2 separate regions of the Homo sapiens genome follow, and region 1 is linked to region 2. A link is a loop called in an ENCODE intact Hi-C map of the cell type or tissue named here. Cell type or tissue: GM12878. All regions are shown on one strand. Links, peaks and the distances in the headings refer to the core of each region. The heading gives the core; the rest is flanking DNA.

Evidence for each region. Hi-C counts contacts between places; a loop is a spot of excess contacts. Peaks named below come from ENCODE experiments on the same cell type or tissue, not always from the same donor. Only the 100,000 strongest peaks of a DNase experiment are listed, where the experiment ranks them.
Region 1: it touches region 2 in a loop (5-fold over the local background); 3 of 110 quality-filtered maps call a loop at or near these places.

Annotation. Positions count from the first base shown.
Region 1 is chr12:121,654,610-121,663,150 of GRCh38, forward strand. It overlaps MORN3 (MORN repeat containing 3), which reads right to left. Exons shown (of 6, transcript NM_173855.5): 2 at 4,582-4,739. Among named protein-coding and RNA genes, the nearest start is that of MORN3, 11 kb to the right of the region's middle. In GM12878, for the core only: no CTCF peak of the experiment used is centred there; a DNase peak (open chromatin) is centred at 4,502; H3K4me3 peaks cover 864 bases; H3K27ac peaks cover 1,000 bases.
Region 2 is chr12:121,587,332-121,595,872 of GRCh38, forward strand. It overlaps KDM2B-DT (KDM2B divergent transcript), which reads left to right. Exons shown (of 4, transcript NR_183427.1): 2 at 6,102-6,216; 3 at 8,093-8,223. Among named protein-coding and RNA genes, the nearest start is that of KDM2B, 11 kb to the left of the region's middle. RefSeq lists enhancers at 3,627-4,442, 4,443-5,258. In GM12878, for the core only: no CTCF peak of the experiment used is centred there; DNase peaks (open chromatin) are centred at 3,050, 3,370 and 3,770; H3K4me3 peaks cover 805 bases; H3K27ac peaks cover 2,121 bases.

The sequences.
Region 1 (8,541 bases), core at 242-8,241, 67 kb after region 2:
TGTTTTTAGACAGAGATCCACTCTGTCACCCAGGCTGGAGTGCAGTGATGTGATCTCGGCTCACTGTAACCTCCGTCCCCCGGGTTCAAGTGATTCTCCTGCCTCAGCCTCCCGAGAAGCTGGGATTACAAACACGCATCACCACGCCCTGCTAATTTTTGTATTTTTAGGAGAGACAGGGTTTCACCATGTTGGCCAGGCTGGTCTTGAACTCCTGACTTCAAGTGATCCGCCCGCCTCAGCCTCCCAAAGTGCTGGGATTACAGGTGTGAGCCATAGTGCCCACCGATAATGTCTTGAAGGATCTCCCCATGCTCTGTTTCTCTCTGTCCCTCTGCTGGCGCCTCCATGCAGCCAGTCATTAAACTCCCTCCTTACTGACCCACCCTCTCCTCTCTCATCCCCACCACACCATGCGCCATGCAGCCCCTACAGCGCCGGAGGACTCTTTAAATCGCCCATCTAGGCTGGGCGCTGTGGCTCACCGGCTCACTTTAGGAGGCTGAGGTGGGTGGATCACTTGAGGTCAGGAGTTTGAGACCAGCCTGGCCAACATGGTGAAACCCCATCTCTACCAAAAATACAAAAAATTAGCTGGGCGTGATGGCGGCGCCTGTGATCCCAGTTACTGGGGAGGCTGAGGCAGGAGAATCACTTGAACCTGGGAGATGGAGGTTGCAGTGAGCTGAGAATGCACGGTAGCCTAGGTGACAGGGTGAGACGCTATCTCAAAAAAAAAAAAAATCGCCCATCTGATCATGCTCGCCCCCCTCCCACTCTTATTTTGACCCAGAAAAATGAACATAAACACCATACTTAGCCTGGCGTGGTGGCTTACGCCTATAATCCCAGCACTTTGGGAGGCCGAGGCAGATGGATCACCTGAGGTCAGGAGTTTTAGACCAGCCTGACCAACGTGGCAAAACCCTGTCTCTATTAAAAATATAAAAAATTAGCTGAGTGTGGTGGTGGGCACCTGTAATACTAGCTACTTGGGAGGCTGAGGCAGAAGAATTGCTTGAACCCAGGAGTCGGAGGTTGCAGTGAGCCCAGATCGTGCCATTGCACTCCCACCTGGGCAACAGAGCAAGACTGTCTCAAAAAACAAACAAACAAACAAACAAAAAACACCACACTTAGGCTGGGCGCTGTGGCTCACGCTTGTAATCCCAGCACTTTGGGAGGCCAAGGCAGGCGGATCACAAGGTCAGGAGATCGAGACCATCCTGGCTAACATGGTGAAAACCCGTCTCTACTAAAAATACAAAAAAATTAGCTGGGTGTGGTGGTGGGTGCCCGTAGTCCCAGCTACTCGGGAGGCTGAGGCAGGAGAAGGCCGTGAACCAGGAGGCGGAGCTTGCAGTGAGCCAAGATCGCGCCACTGTACTCCAGCCTGGGCAACAGAGAAAGACTCCGTCTCAAAAAACAAAAAACACCACACTTAGTGTCCAACCACAGGGAAACAAGGTCTGTTTGCAGATCACACCCGAGGAGGTTGGGTTGAGAAGCCAAGTCTACTCCTCAAAATCCTGATTTCCCACATATCCCTGAGGGCCCCCGCAACTCTTCTCCTCACTCCTGTCCCAGGGCAGACACACTCTGCTGTTTTACATCTCGTTCCCTTTGCTATTTTTTTGCCTCCCATCTTTCTCCCTTTTTTTTCTTCCTGGCTAACTCCTAGCATCTTTTAGTGTCACCTCCTACAGGAAGCCTGCCCTGAATTCCCTCTTTTTGAGACAAGTCTTGCTCTGTTGTCCAGGCTGGAGTGTAGTGGCACCACCATAGCTCACTATAACCTCAGCCTCCTGAGATCAAGCAATCCTCCTGCCTCAGCCTTTTGAAAAGTTGGGACTACAGATGTGCACCACAACATCTAGCTAATTATTATTATTATATAGTTTTATTTATTTATTTATTTATTTTGAGATGGAGTCTCACTCTGTTGCCCAGGCTGAAGTGCAGTGGCGTGATCTCGGTTCACTGCCACCTCTGCCTCCTGGCTTCAAGCGATTCTAATGTCTCCGTCTCCCTAGCTGGGACTACAGGTACACACCACTATGCCCGGCTAATTTTTTTTGTGTTTTTTATTTAGTAGAGACGGGGGTTTCACCATGTTGGCCAGGCTAGTCTCGAACTCCTGACCTCAAGTGATACACCCCTGTCTGCCTCCCAAATTGCTGGGATTACAGGCGTGAGCCATTGTGCTTAGCCTTCTGTCCTGAATTCTCTAGGCTGGGCTTGATGACCTTCCTCTGGGCACCCTGTGAAAACATCCCTCCTAATACCATATTCTACGTAAATTGGTTATTCAGGGCTTTCTCTTCCTACTTGCCAATAAACAATTTGGGAGCAGAGAACATGAAACCCTGGGCTCTACCACTTGCTAGCTGTGTGACTCCAGGCAAGACTGAAACTGCCTTTGCAAAATTATGACTGAGACAGTGAAAGAGATTTAATTTAACTGACTCCATCTTGCTTCTAACCTCTAAGCTGTCCATGTCCATTCCTGGGCTTAAGCTGAACTAACTTTGGGAGAAACTTATAGTTTATAGTTTAAACAAAGACAGTAACAGCCCTTTCCCGAAGACCTCCTTCTTGCCTGGGGACTAGATTGCCTTTGTAGGATTAACATTAGCTACAAGATTATAAATTATGGTTTAGGAGTCATGCAGCTGGAAGCTACAAGATTCTGATCCTCACTAAACTGCTCCTAAGATCAATGCTTAAGATATTTTGCAGACCTTGCACTTGATGGATCAGCTGGCACTACCCAAATCAATAAACTGATTTATGTGATCTTGTGGCTCCCCACCTAGGAACTGACTCAGGGCAAGAAGACAGCTTTGACTCCCTGTGATTTTATCTCTGACCAATCAGCACGCCTGGCTTACTCTTTCCCCCACCCACCAAGTTATCCTTAAAAACTCTGCAGCCAGAATGTTCCGGGAGACTGATTTGAGTAATAATACAACCCAGGGCCAGGCGCGGTGGCTCATGCCCGTAATCTTAGCACTTTGGGAGGCCCAGGCTGGCGGATCACCTGAGGTCGGGAGTTCGAGACCAGCCTGGCCAATATGGAGAAACTCTGTCTCTACTAAAAATACAAAATTAGCAGTGTGTGGTACCACATGCCTGTAATCCCAGCTACTCGGGAGACTGAGGCAGGAGAATCGCTTGAACCCAGGAGGCGGAGGTTGCGGTGAGCCGAGATCACACCATTGCACTCCAGCGTGGCGACAAGAGCGAAACTCCATCTCAAAAAATAAATAAATTAATAATAATAATAATAAAACTCAGGTCTCCCACACAGCCAGTTCTGTGTTAATTACTCTTTCTCTATTGCAATTCCCGTCTTGATGAATCGGCTCTGTCTGGGGAGCAAGAAGACAGCTTTGACTCCCTATGATTTTATCTCTGACCAATCAGCACTCCTGGTTCACTGTCTTTCCCCCACCCACCAAGTTATCCTTAAAAACTCTGCTGCTGGAATGTTCGGGGAGACTGATTTGAGTAATAATACAACTCAAGGCCAGGCACCGGCAAGGTGAACCCCTTGGGCAGTTACAAGACACCTCATCTCTTCGAGCTTGTTTGCTTATCAATAAAATGGGCATGAAGATGATGATGATGATGAGCTGTTGCTGTGAGAGTTAACTGAATATTAAATGTGTTTCAGGCCGGGCGCGGTGGCTCACGCCTGTAATCCCAGCACTTTGGAAGGCCGAGGCGGGCGGATCACGAGGTCAGGGGATGGAGACCATCCTGGCTAACACGGTGAAACCCCGTCTTTACTGAAAATACAAAAAATTAGCCGGGCGTGGTGGCGGGCGCCTGTAGTCCCAGCAACCTGGGAAGCTGAGGCAGGAGAATGGCGTGAACCCGGGAGGCGGAGCTCGCAGTGAGCCAAGATGGCGCCACTGCACTCCAGCCTGGGCGGCAGGATGAGACTCCCTCTCAAAAAAAAAAAAAAAAAAAAAAGTTTTAAATATGTGTTTCAGGCTCACAGTAGCAGTTGCTCAGTTGCAATACTGTTTATTATTAGTGTCTCTGGGACTGATGGTGAGGATTCCTCCACACTTGTGGGAGTAGATGGAGGGAACCTGTGCCCAGCTTGGGTGTTTCCGGGCTGAGCACGCGCCTCTGGCTGGCTTCGGCCCCCCGGGACCCTCCTCTCCTGTCCCCTGCTCTCTTGCTCCCACTTTTCCTACCTCCCTTTTATTCAGGCCCAGCAGAAAGGGGATTCTCAGAAAGTGATACCTGGGGAAAAGAAAGCCAGGAAACGAGGGGGAAAAGGGTGGAGGCGACTTCGTCCCCACAAGCCTGGCTGGCTCCTCGCAACCGCAGGGTTTCGTGGGCTCCTCCCTGGCCTTCTGTTGCTTCCTGTTTCCTGGGTTTTGTTCTGAGAAACTTTGCAATTCCCCCACCCCTTCCTTCTCCCACGAGCAGCACAACCCTGTCCTCCTCCCTGTAGACCTCCCCTCTCTTTTCTCCCAGGCCTCTCTCGGCTTCCCCTAAACACACACGCGCGCACACACACACACACACACACACACACACACCCCGGCTGGCAGGCCTGCTCACCGATTTCTTATCACCTTTCCACCAGCCTGAGTAGACTCTCCTGCACTTTCCTGTCTGTTGGTCAGGAAGGCTGAGGGTGCCGTAGCCGTCTCGCTTCCCAAACTTCCAGTCCCCCTCATAGATGGCTCCTTTCTTCTTCCAGACCTGTGTTCCTTTCCCTGGTGACACACAGATGGGCAATGCTGCAGACATGGCCGCCGGGGGGTGGGGGTGGTGTGCCTGCCTGAGCCTCAGGGGCCCCCAACTAGACGAATCTAGAGAGCTGGGACAGGCTCTGCGCATCATCCTAGACACCAAGTACCCAGGAGAAGGCCAGGAAAGTTCCATTTCTTTCTTTCTTTCTTTCTTTCTTTTTTTTTTTTGAGGCAGTGTCTCACTCTGTCGCCCAGGCTGGAGTGCAGTGGCGCGATCTCAGCTCACTGCAACCTCTGCCTCCCGGGTTCAGGAGATACTCCTGCCTCAGCCTCCAGAGTAGCTAGGACTACAGGTGTGCGCCAACACACTTAGCTAATTTTGTGTTTTAGTAAAGATGGGGTTCCATGTTGGCCAGGCAGGTCTGAAACTCCTGACCTCAAGTGATATGCCCACCTCGGTCTCCCAAAGTGCTGGGATTACAGGCGTGAGCCACTGCGTCCGGCCAGAGGTAATTCTCTTATTTGTTGATTAGTGTCGCATGCCTGTCTTTTCCAGGAGAATGTGAGCTGCAGGAGGGCACAGACTTTGGTCTGTTTTGTTCCCTGCACTGAAAAACTGTGCCTGGAGGCTGGGTGCAGTGGCTCGAGCCTGTAATCCCAGCACTTTGGGAGGCTGAGGCGGGTGGATCACCTGAGGTCAGGAGTTCGAGACCAGCCTGACCAAAATGGCGAAACCCTGTGTCTACTAAAAATACAAAAATTAGCCAGGCGTGGTGGCAGGCGCCTGTAATCCCAGCTACTCAGGAAGCTGAGGCATGAGAATCTCTTGAACCTGGGAGGCGTGGGTTGCAGTGAGCCGAGATGACGTCGTTGCAGTGAGCCGAGATGACGTCATTGCACTCCAGCCTGGGAGACGAGCGAAACTCCATCTCAAAATCAAACAAACAAACAAACAAACTGTTCCTGGCATGTTGTAGGTGACTAATACCTGCTAATTTACTGTTTTCTCTTTTTTTTTCTTTCTTTCTTTCTTTTTTTTTTTTTTGAGACAGAGTCTTGCTGTGTTGCCCAGGCTGAAGTGCAGTGTTGCGATCTCGGCTCACTGCAACCTCCGCCTCCTGGTTCAAGAGATTCTCCTGCCTTAGCCACCCCAGTAGCTAGAATTACAGGTGCCCGCCACCATGCCCAGCTAATTTTTGTATTTTTAGTAGAGACGGGGTTTTACCATATTGGCCAGGCTGGTCTCTAACTCCTGACATCGTGATCCGTCTGCCTTGGCCACCCATAATACTGGGATTGCAGGCATGAGCCACCGCACCCGGCCTTTTTTTTTCTTTCTTTCTTTCTTTTTTTTTTTTTTTAAGACGGAGTTTTGCTATCGTTGCCTGGGCTGGAGTGCAATGGCACGATCTCGGCTCACTGCAACTTCCACCTCTCAGGTACAAGCAATTCTTCCACCTCATCCCCCCAAGTAGCTGGGATTACAGGAATGCACCAGCACGCCTGGCTAATTTTGTATTTTCAGTAGAGACGGGGGTCTCTCCATGTTGGTCAGGCTGGTCTCGAACTCCCGACCTTAGGTGATCTGTCCGCCTCGGCTTCCCAAAGTGCTAGGATTACAGGCGTGAGCCACCGCGCCTGGCCTTTTTCTTTCTTTTTTTTAGACAGGATCTGGCTGTGTTGGCTATGCTGACGTACACAGCTCGCTGCAGCCTCAACCACCCAGGCTCAAATGATCCTTCTGCCTCAGCCTCCTGAGTAGCTGAGACCACAGGTGCATGCCACTACACCTGGCTAATTTTTTAAAAAAATTTTATAGAGGCAGAGTCTCTCTATGTTGCCCAGGCTGGTCTCAAACTACTGGGCTCAAGCAGTCCTCCTGCCTAGGCTTCCCAAAGTATTGGGATTACAGGCATGAGGCACCACACCAGGCATTTCTTTCTTTTTAGAGATGGGGTCTTGCTATGTTACCCAGGCTGGTCTTGAACTCTTGAGCTAAAGAGATTCTCCCTTCTCAGCCTCTCGACGAGCTGGGAATACAAGCACACACCAGTACACCGAGCTTAATACATATTTAACAAAACGATGAATAAAATATTTGTGGAGTACCAATATTGGTCAATTCATGTCTGGGTCCTTGGTAACCCAGGAACAAATTCAACATTATCCCTCTGAGCTTTGTGACCTTGACCAAGTAAGTTAATTCTTTGGGTCTCTCTGAGCCTCAGATATCTCAGCTGTAAAATGGGTATAAGAATATCTTATGGGGGGGCTGGGCGCAGTGGCTCACGCCTGTAACCCAGCAGTTTGGGAGGCCGAGGCGCGCTGATCACTTGAGGTCAGGAGTTTGAGACCAGCCTGGCCAACATAGTGAAACCTGGTCTCTACTAAAAATACAAAAATTAGCTGGGCGTGGTGGTGCTTGCCTGTAATCCCAGCTACTCTGGAGGCTGAGGTAGGAGAATCACTTGAATCTGGGAGGTGGAGGTTGCAGTGAGCTGAGATGGCGCCACTGCACTCCAGCTTGGGCGACAGAGTGAGACTGTGAAAGAAAGAAAGAGAAGGAGAGAGGGAGGGAGGAAGGGAGGAAGGGAGGAAGGAAGGAAGGGAAGAAAGAAAGAAAACGTGCCATTTGTGACAACATGGATGAATCTGGAGGACATTATGCCAAGTGAAATAAGCCAAGCAGAGAAAGACAAATACTGCATGATTTTACTTATATGTGGAATCTAAAAAGTCAAACTCATAGAAACAGTAAAATAGCAATTAGCAGGGGCTGGTGGGGTGGGGAAAATGTGGAGATGTTCTGTCAAAGGGTGCATACTTTTTGTTACAAGATGTACAAGATTTGGAGACCTAAGGCTGGGCACAGTGGCTCACTCCTATAATCCCAGCAATTTGGGAGGCTGAGGCAGGTAAATCACTTGAGGCTAGAAGTTCAAGACTAGCCTGGGCAACATGGTTAAGCCCTGTCTCTACTAAATATACACAAATTAGCCTGGTGTGGTGGCGCATGCCTATAATCCCAGCTACTCAGTAGGTTGAGGTAGGAGAATTGCTTGAACGTCAGAGGCAGAGGTTGCAGTGAGTGAGATTGCGCCACTGCACTCCAGCCTGGACGACAGAGCGAGACTGTCTCAAAACAAACAGGTCGGGTGCGGTGGCTCGTGTCTGTAATCCCAGCACTTTGGGAGGCCGAGGCAGGCGGATGATGAGGTCAGGAGATCGAGACCATCCTGGCCAACATGGTGAAACCCCGTCTCTACTAAAAATACAAAAATTAGCTGGGCATGGTGGTGAGCACCTGTAATTCTAGCTACTGGGGAGGCTAAGGCTGGAGAATCTCTTGAACCAGGAGGCGGAGGTTGTAGTGAGCCGAGATCGCAACACTGCACTTCAGGCTGGGCAAGAGTGAGACTGAAAAAAAAAAAAAACGCCGGGCATGATGGCTCACACCTGTAATCTCAGTACTTTAGAAGGCTGAAGCGGGCAGATCACCTGAGGTCAGGAGTTCAAGAACAGCCTGGCCAACATAGTGAAAGTCCCAGCTACTTGGGAGGTTGGAGGCAAGAGAATCATTTGAACCCGGGTGGCAGAGGTTGCAGTGATCCAAGATCGCACCACCGCCCTCCAGCCTGGCAACAGAGCGGGACTCCGTCTCAAAAAGACAAAACAAAACAAAAACAAAGATCTGGAGACCTGGTGTACAGCATCGTTCTATATTAATACTGTATTGGTGTATTGGATACTGTACTTGAAATTTGCTAAGAGAATAGATCTTAATTGTTCTCCCCACACACAAACAAAATGGTAATAATGTGAGGAG
Region 2 (8,541 bases), core at 294-8,293:
AGGCGGATCACCTGAGGTCAAGAGTTGGAGACCAGCCTGGCCAACATGGTGAAACCCCGTCTCTACTAAAAATACCAAAAATTTGTTGGGCGTGGCGGCATGTGCCTGTAATCCCAGCTACTCGGGAGGTTAAGACAGGAGAATCGCTGGAACCCGGGAGTCAGAGGTTGCAGTGATCCGAGATCGCACCATTGCACCCCAGGGGCCTAGACAACAAGAGCGAAACTTCGTCTCAAAAAAAAAAAAAAAGAAAAGAAAAAGAAAAAAAGTATTATTTAAGTGTTACATAAATCTGAGTGTTGTGATAGAAAATTCGATTGGTTTTAAAAAGTCACAGAGTAAAGTGTATATTATGACCCATTTATGTCAAAACAAGCTATTTATAGTAATATTTGTATATATATATGTGTGCCCCCCCACCAAAAAAAAAAAAAGATAAGAAAGGCTTGGAGACTGGGCACGGTGGCTCACTCCTGTAATCCTAGCACTTTGGGAGGCTGAGGCAGATGGATCACCTGAGGTCAGGAGTTCGAGACCAGTCTGGCCAACATGGCGAAACCCTGTCTCTACTAAAGATACAAAAATTAGCTGGGCGTGGTGGCGCTCGCCTGTAATCCCAGCTACTTGAGAGGCTGAGGAAGGAGAATCGCTTGAACCTGGGAGGTAGAAGTTGCAATGAGCCGAGATCATGCCACTGCACTTCAGCCTGCCCAACGGGAGCAAGACTCCATCTCAAAAAAAAAAAAAAGAAAGGCTTGGAATTGCGCGGCAAACCACTACCTTTGATTCCCTCACAGGAGGGGAGAAAATTTTAACGGGGTTATATTTATATATTATTTGCGTCTTTAACAACAATTTTGACCTTTTACATTTGTCAAATATTTCAAACATAATGAAAGTTATAAAATAAATAAAGAGGGCCTAGTGCAGTGGCTCACGCGTATAATCCTAACATTTTGGGAGGCTCAGGCAGGCAGATCACCTGAGGTCAGGGGTTCGAGACCAGCCTGGGCACCATGGCAAAGCCCCGTCTCTACTAAAAATACACAAATTGGCCAGGTGTGGTTACATCTGTAATCTCAGCTACTCAGGAGGCTGAGGCAGGAGAATCGCTTGACTCAGGAGGCAGAGGTTGCAGTGACCCGAGATGGTGCCACTGCACTTCAGCCTGGGCAACAGAGTGAGACTCCCTCTCAAAAAAAATTAATAAAATAAATAAAGACTCGTGTATCCAGCATCCAGTGTTGGCAAATGTTAGAGATTTGCCATATTTGTATGAGTTTTGCAATTTAAAACAAATATTCTTTTTTTTTTTTTTTTTATGACGGAGACTCACTGTCGCCCAGGTTGGACTACAGTGACATGATCCCGGCTCACTGCAACCTCCACCTCCCGGGTTCAAGCGATTCTCTTGCCTCAGCCTCCTCCTGCCTCAGCCTCCGGAGTAGCTGGGATTACAGGCGTGTGCCACCATGCCCAGCTAATTTTGTATTTTTAGTAGAGACAGGGTTTCACCACATTAGCCAGGCTGATCTCGAACTCCTGACCTCAGGTAATCCGCCTGCCTCTGTCTCCCAAAGTGCTGGGATTACAGGCGTGAGCCAATGCGCCAGGCTCCTGAAACAAATATTCTTACTTGGGAAATAGTCTTAATCTGGGAGGATAACAGACCATACTATTTCTGTTAAAGTGATTGGGGTCTCCAGGCCGGGCGCGGTGGCTCACGCCTATAATCCTAGCACTTTGGGAGGCCGAGGCGGGTGGATCACCTGAGGTCAGGAGTTCAAGACCAGCCTGGCCAACATGGTGAAACCCTGTCTCTACTAAAAAAAAAATACAAAAAAATTAGCTCGGCATGGTGGCGGGCACCTGTAATCCCAGCTACTTCAGGAGGCTGAGACAGGAGAACCCCGTGAACCTGGGAGGCGGAGGTTGCAGTGAGCCGAGATTCTACCACTGTACTCCAGCCTGGGCGACAAGAGTGAAATTTTATCTCAAAAAAAAAAAAAAAAAGAAAAAAAAAAAAAGAACGTGATTGGGGTCTCCAAAGACCTTTTCTTTTTATTCCTCAGTCTTTTGTAGATTGAGTAAAAAGACTAAGGAAGACCAAAATGCATGCATATAGACTGTCAAGCCTTGGCCATTTGGGGAAGACTTCAGTTTCTCTCTAGAATTCTTCATTTTATTTATTTATTTAGAGACGGAGTCTTGCTCTGTCGCCCAGGCTGGAGTGCAATGCCACGATCTCGGCTCACTGCAACCTCCACCTGCCGGGTACAAGCTATTCTCCTGTCTCAGCCTCCTGAGTAGCTGGGATTACAGGTGCCCACCACCATGCCTGGCTCATTTTTGTGTTTTTAGTAGAGGCAGGGTTTCACCATGTTGGCCAGGCTGCTCTCGAACTCCAGACCTCAGGTGGATGCACCCGCCTCGGCCTCCCAAAGTGCTGGGACTACAGGCGTGTGCCACCGCGCCCAGCGAATTCTTCATTTTATAATCTGTCTCTTCCACTGTGAGGGTTGAAAGGAACACTGAATATAACAGGTGAGTTAATTAAGGGGTTAATGCCAGGAAGAGTCACGAAAGTTCAAAGATTCTTTAAAAAACTTGTCTTTTTAGGGCGGGCGCGGTGGCTCACGCCTGTAATCCCATCACTTTGGGAGGCCGAGGCGTGTGGATCACCTGAGGTCAGAAGTTTGAGACCAGCCTGGCCAACATGGTGAAACCCCCCCTCTACTAAAAATACAAAAATTAACCGGGCGTGGTGGCGCGTGCCTGTAATCACAGCTACTAGCGGGGCTGAGGCAGGAAGATCGCTTGTACCCGAGAGGCGGAGGTTGTGGTGAGCCGAGATCGCGCCACTGCACTCCAGCCTGGGCAACAGAGCGAGACTCTGTCTCAAAAAAACAAAAAAGAAAAAAAAGAAAAAAAAAAAAAAAAATTGCCTCTTTGGATTGATGGACAAGTACTTTAACCAATGGAAATAAAAATCTAAGCATTACTTCATCATACTCAATTGTGATTGGTTGACGATCCCCGAGGGAGGGCTCAGAGGGCTGGCAATTAACCCTTTCAGGGAAAATCAGGCCTTTTGCATTTATTTTATTTTAAAGTTGAAGTAGTAACAGATGAAAAGCCTACAAAAGTCCCCGGACTTTCAAATACCACATTTCAGTCTTAGCCCAGAAAGCAGGATTTCGCCCCACAAAGGAATAGTCAAGGACAAATTTCCTGGAGAAAAGTTTTGAACTTTTAGAACGGGGAATCCGCTGACCTCGCTGAGTAAGTGAGAAGGTTGATTCACTTTTTGTGCTGTTGGAACAGGGACCAGTGTTGGAGATGATTCCATTAATCTTGCGAAGTGATCAGTCACTGGGAGGATTGAATTGCATTTCCTGCCTAAAGATAGAGACAGATGACCTTTGCTGCAGCCCTCAGACCCCCAGTTCACAGCTGGGGAGAGGATGTGTCAGCGTTTACTTTCAGGTCTCACCCTGCCCTTTGTTCAAAATTCAGACTCTTTTGTGTTTAGGCTGCTGCTGGGGTTTTTGTAGTTGTTGATGCTGCTTTTTTTTTTTTTTTTTTTTTTTTTTTTATATAACCGCCCACATCCTGCAACTTCTGAGAAACAAACTCTCTATTTGGTAGAAGATAAAATCTGGAGGTGCCTCGGAGAGGGAACCAGAATAGACAGGGAATTCCGACAGGCCATTGGGCCTTTAGGCTTTAATTACTGCCCTCACCCCTTCCTGGACTCCCTAAATGCTGCAGGCTGAACTGGATGGAGCCAAAAGTCCAGCAAAATGAATAACAATGCTTCGTGTTTATATGGCTCTACTACAAGAAAGCTTTTACACACATTACCTCATGGAAGAGGCACTGCTAAAGCAGAAGTATTTACATAAATGAACATTCGCAGTTCCTAAATGTAGTCAGCTGCATGACCTAGGACAAAGTGTCCAAACTTAAGTCTCAGTTTTCTCATCTGTAAAATGGGGTCACATGAAAGTTACCAGAGGAGGCCGGGCGCAGTGGCTCACGCCTGTAATCCCAGCACTTTGGGAGGCTGAGGTGGGCGGATCACAAGGTCAGGAGATGGAGACCATCCTGGCGAACACGGTGAAACCCCATCTCTACAAAAAATTAGCAGGGCGTGGTGGCTGGCACCTGTAGTCCCAGCTACTCAGGAGGCTGAGGCAGGAGAATGGCGTGAACCCAGGAGGCGGAGCTTGCAGTGAGCCGAGATCTCGCCACTGCACTCCAGCCTGGGTGACAGAGCGAGACTCCATCTCAAAAAAAAAAAAGTTACCAGAGGGTCAAGGCGCGATGGCTCACACCTGTAATCCCAGCACTTTGGGAGGCCGAGGCAGGCAGATCCCCTGAAGTCAGGAGTTTGAGACCAACTTGGCCAACATGGGGAAGCCCCATCTCTACTAAAAACATAAAACTTAGCTGGGCATGGTGGCTCATGCCTGCAATCTCAGCTACTTGGGAGGCTGAGGCAAGAGAAATGCTTGAACCTGGGAGGCGGAGGTTGCAGAGCCTAGATCGTGCTACTGCACTCCAGCCTGGGTGACAGCAAGACTACGTCTCAAAAAAAGAAAGAAAGAAAGAAAGAAAGAAAAAGAAAAATAGGCCGGGCGAGGTGTCTCATGTCTGTAATTCCAGCACTTTGGGAGGCCAAGGCAGGCAGATCACCTGAGGTCGGGAGTTCGAGACAAGCCTGACTAACATGGAGAAACCCCGTCTCTACTGAAAATACAAAATTAGCCAGGCATGGTGGCGCATGCCTGCAATCCCAGCTACTTGGGAGGCTGAGGCAGGAGAATCGCTTGAACCCGAGAGGTGAAGGTTGCGGTGAGCCAAAATCACACCATTACACTCCAGCCTGAGCAACAAGAGCAAAACTCCATCTCAAAAAATAATAATAATAAAATAGTTACCCGACAATTGAATGAGCCAATGTTCTATAACAGGACTCAATAAATGGTGTGTCTTAATTAAAATGAGGTTGACCTCCTGGGCTCCAGAACGATGACAGCTAGCTGTGGATTGGGCAAATTTAGCTTTTCCCCAAGGGGAACGCCTTGGGGAAGCCTGCCTGGAATGTATGGATTGAGTCCCCTTGCTTGTACATCCTGTCCCTCACCAGACTCCAAAGTCTGACCGTGCTGAACTATTTTGAGTTCTTTGACTAAACCTGCTCTTTCCTCCTCTAGACCTTTGCATATGCCAGTCTATTCCCGCAGCCCTTCTTCCCTCCTGTTTCTCCTGGAATCTGCTTTGCTCTCTCTCTTTCCTGCCCCCTCCCAGTAATTACCACATCATCTTACTGTTGCCTGTGCCTTCACCAGACTGTAAGCCCTGGAGGGCAGTACCTGGTCTGTCTCATTCATGGATATAGCTCTAGCAAAGTGCCTGCATGTTCTCTAAAAATACTTGTGGTTTTTTTTTTATTATTTTATTTTTTTGAGACGGAGTCTCACTCTGTCGCCCAGGATGGAGTGCAGTGGTGCGACCTTGGCTCACTGCAACCTCTGCCTTGCCTCCGGAGTTCAAGCGATCCTCCTGCCTCGGCCTCCCAAGTAGCTGGGATTACAGGCACCCACCGCCACACCCAGGTAATATTTGTATTTTTAGTAGAGACGAGGTTTTGCCGTGTTGGCCAGGCTGGAAAACATACTTGTTGAATGGAAACCCAGCACCCCAATTCCTTCTCCCCAAATCCCAAAACTACTCACCCTTCTGGAAATCTCAAATAACTGCTGAAATTTTCTGTTTTCCTGGATAACCAAATTATAATACCCTTTACAGATGGTGTCCATGGCTTTTAACCCTCCTTGAAATGACATTCATTAATCCCACAACTATTTATTGAATGCCTCCTTGATTCACACAGAAAGCAACCTTAGGCAGGCACTGTGGCTCATACCTGTAATCCCAACAATTTGGGAGGTCAAAGCGGGTGGATCCCTTGAGCCCAGGAGTTAGAGACCAGCCTGGGCAACATGGTGAAACCCCATATCTACAAAACAAAAACAAAACACAGCAGCCTTGATAGGAAACTCTCCTCTTCATCCCGCGTCACCTATTCATGGCAGAGAGTGTGACGATCCCCCTGATGCGGCTGAGATGTTCTGAAATGAAGACGTTGGCTCTCATCCCCAGCCTGAAGAGAGAAAATTCTGAGATGGCTCCCTTACAGATTGAGAGCAGGTGAGTTTACCTCTACTCTCACGCAAAACTCTCATTCAGAACACCTGTCACAACTAATAGACTACTCACGTGTCCACAGTCTAACACCACTCAATAAAAGGAAAATTCCCCGTCTAATCCCAGCACTACAGGAGGCCAAGGCAGGAGGCTCACTTGAGAGCCCAGAAGTTTGAGAACAGCCTAGGCAACATAATTAGGCCCTGTCTCTGTTAAAAAAAAAAAAAAAAAAAAAGGAAAAGTCTCTGAGGAGTCTGAGGAGACCAACCTTGTTCGTCCTCTTCACTATTTTATTTATTTATTTATTTATTTATTTATTTATTTTGAGACAGAGTCTCGCTCTGTCGCCCAGGCTGGAGTGCAGTGGCACCAATCTCGGCTCACTGCAAGCTCCACCTCCCGGGTTCACGCCATTCTCCTGCCTCAGCCTCCCCAGTAGCTAGGACCACAGGCGCCCACCATCACACCCGGCTAATTTTTTGTATTTTTAGTACAGACGGGGTTTCACCGTGTTAGCCAAGTTGGTCTCGATCTCCTGACCTCGTGATCCACCCGCCTCAGCCTCCCAAAGTGCTGGGATTACAGGTGTGAGCCACTGCACCCGGCCTCTTCACTGTTTATTTTCAGGTCCTAGGACCCAGCTCATAAAACATACTCAACGAATGTTTGTTGAATGAATGAATTCCTCAACCTCCAAAACTATGTATATTTTCAGCTTGATCAACTATCCTTAAAGTGTACCTCTTTGAACAAGATACCGGCTGGGTGCGGTGGCTCATGCCTGTAATCCCAGCACTTTGGGAGGCCAAGGCAGGCAGATCACCTGAAGTCAGGAGTTTGAGACCAGCCTTGCCAACATGGTGAAACCCTATCTCTACTAAAAATACAAAAATTAGCCGGGCATTGTGGTGGGCACCTGTAGTCCCAGCTACTCAGGAGGCCGAGGCAGGAGAATCGCTTGAACCCGGAAGGTTAAGGTTGCAGTGAGCCGAGATGGCGCAGCTGCACTCCAGCCTGGGTGACAGAGTGAAACTGTGTCTCAAAAAAAAAAAAGTCCTGACACACTGGCTCACGCCTGTAATCCTAGCACTTTGGGAGGCCAAGACGAGCAGATTGCCTGAACTCAGGAGTTTGAGACCAGCCTGGGTAACATGGTGAAACCCCGTGTCTACTAAAACACAAAAAATTAGCCAGGGGTCGCAGTGTGCGCTTGTAGTTCCAGCTACTCGGAAGGTTGAAGCAGAATTGCTTGAACCCAACAGGCGGAGGTGCAGTGAGCTGAGATCATGCCACTGCACTCCAGCCTGGGTGACAGAGGCAAGACTCCGTCTCCAAAAAAAAAAGATACCAAGTTTCTTAGAGGTATAAAAAATACGTTGGTGTGCCTTGGCGAGGCGGGAACACCTTTCTAGCTCCAAAGTCCAGACCCTTACCCACTCTATTCCACACTGCCACCCTTATTCATGACACCTGTTGCACACAAACTGAGTCATGGGGACCAGCCATCATTGCTCGCAGCTGAGGCCTAAAAACGCGTACCCTGCGTCCCCTCCACCGCCACCAGCCAGCAGTCTGGGAGGCACCCCTAGCTCATGATGCCGGGTAGAGGAGGGGCCGCTGTTTGCATGTGACTCTAGCTTCCTCACTGCTAGGCTGTGCCTAATTATTTTATTTTTATTTATTTATCTATCTATTTATTTATTTATTTATTGAGACGGAGTCTTGCTCTGTCGCCCAGGCTCGAGTGCAGTAGCGCCATCTTGGCTCACTGCAAGCTCCGCCTCCCGGGTTCACGCCATTCTCCTGCCTCAGCCTCCCAAGGAGCTGGGACTACAGGCGCCCGCCACCACGCCCGGCTAATTTTTTGTATTTTTAATAGATACGGGGTTTCACCGTGCTAGCCAGGATGATCTCGATCTACTGACCTCGTGATCCGCCCGCCTCGGCCTCCCAAAGTGCTGGGATTATAGGCGTGAGCCACCGCGCCCGGCGGCTGTGGCTAATTATTAGGTAACTAGCGTCGTTGGGTCTCCCTACCTGAAGGCCTAAAGGCTGGAGATAAGAGGGCTGAAGGGGAGTAGAGCCAGGACTGGTGGGCCTGGGAGCCACCAATAGTCCCAGAAGATCCTACGGGGACTTTGCCTTCTGCTCCTGATCTCTGGAATCGATTCATCAGCCTGAGCTTCGACTCCAGCCTCTGCATCCGCTTCTCCCAAGGTGATTCCTCAATGTCTGCTCTGGGCACCTCATGGATGCATCGCAAGGGCTTTAGGGAGTCCTCTGCTCACAGGGATTGACCTACCCGCTTGCCAGGTCTCAAGCTCTTGA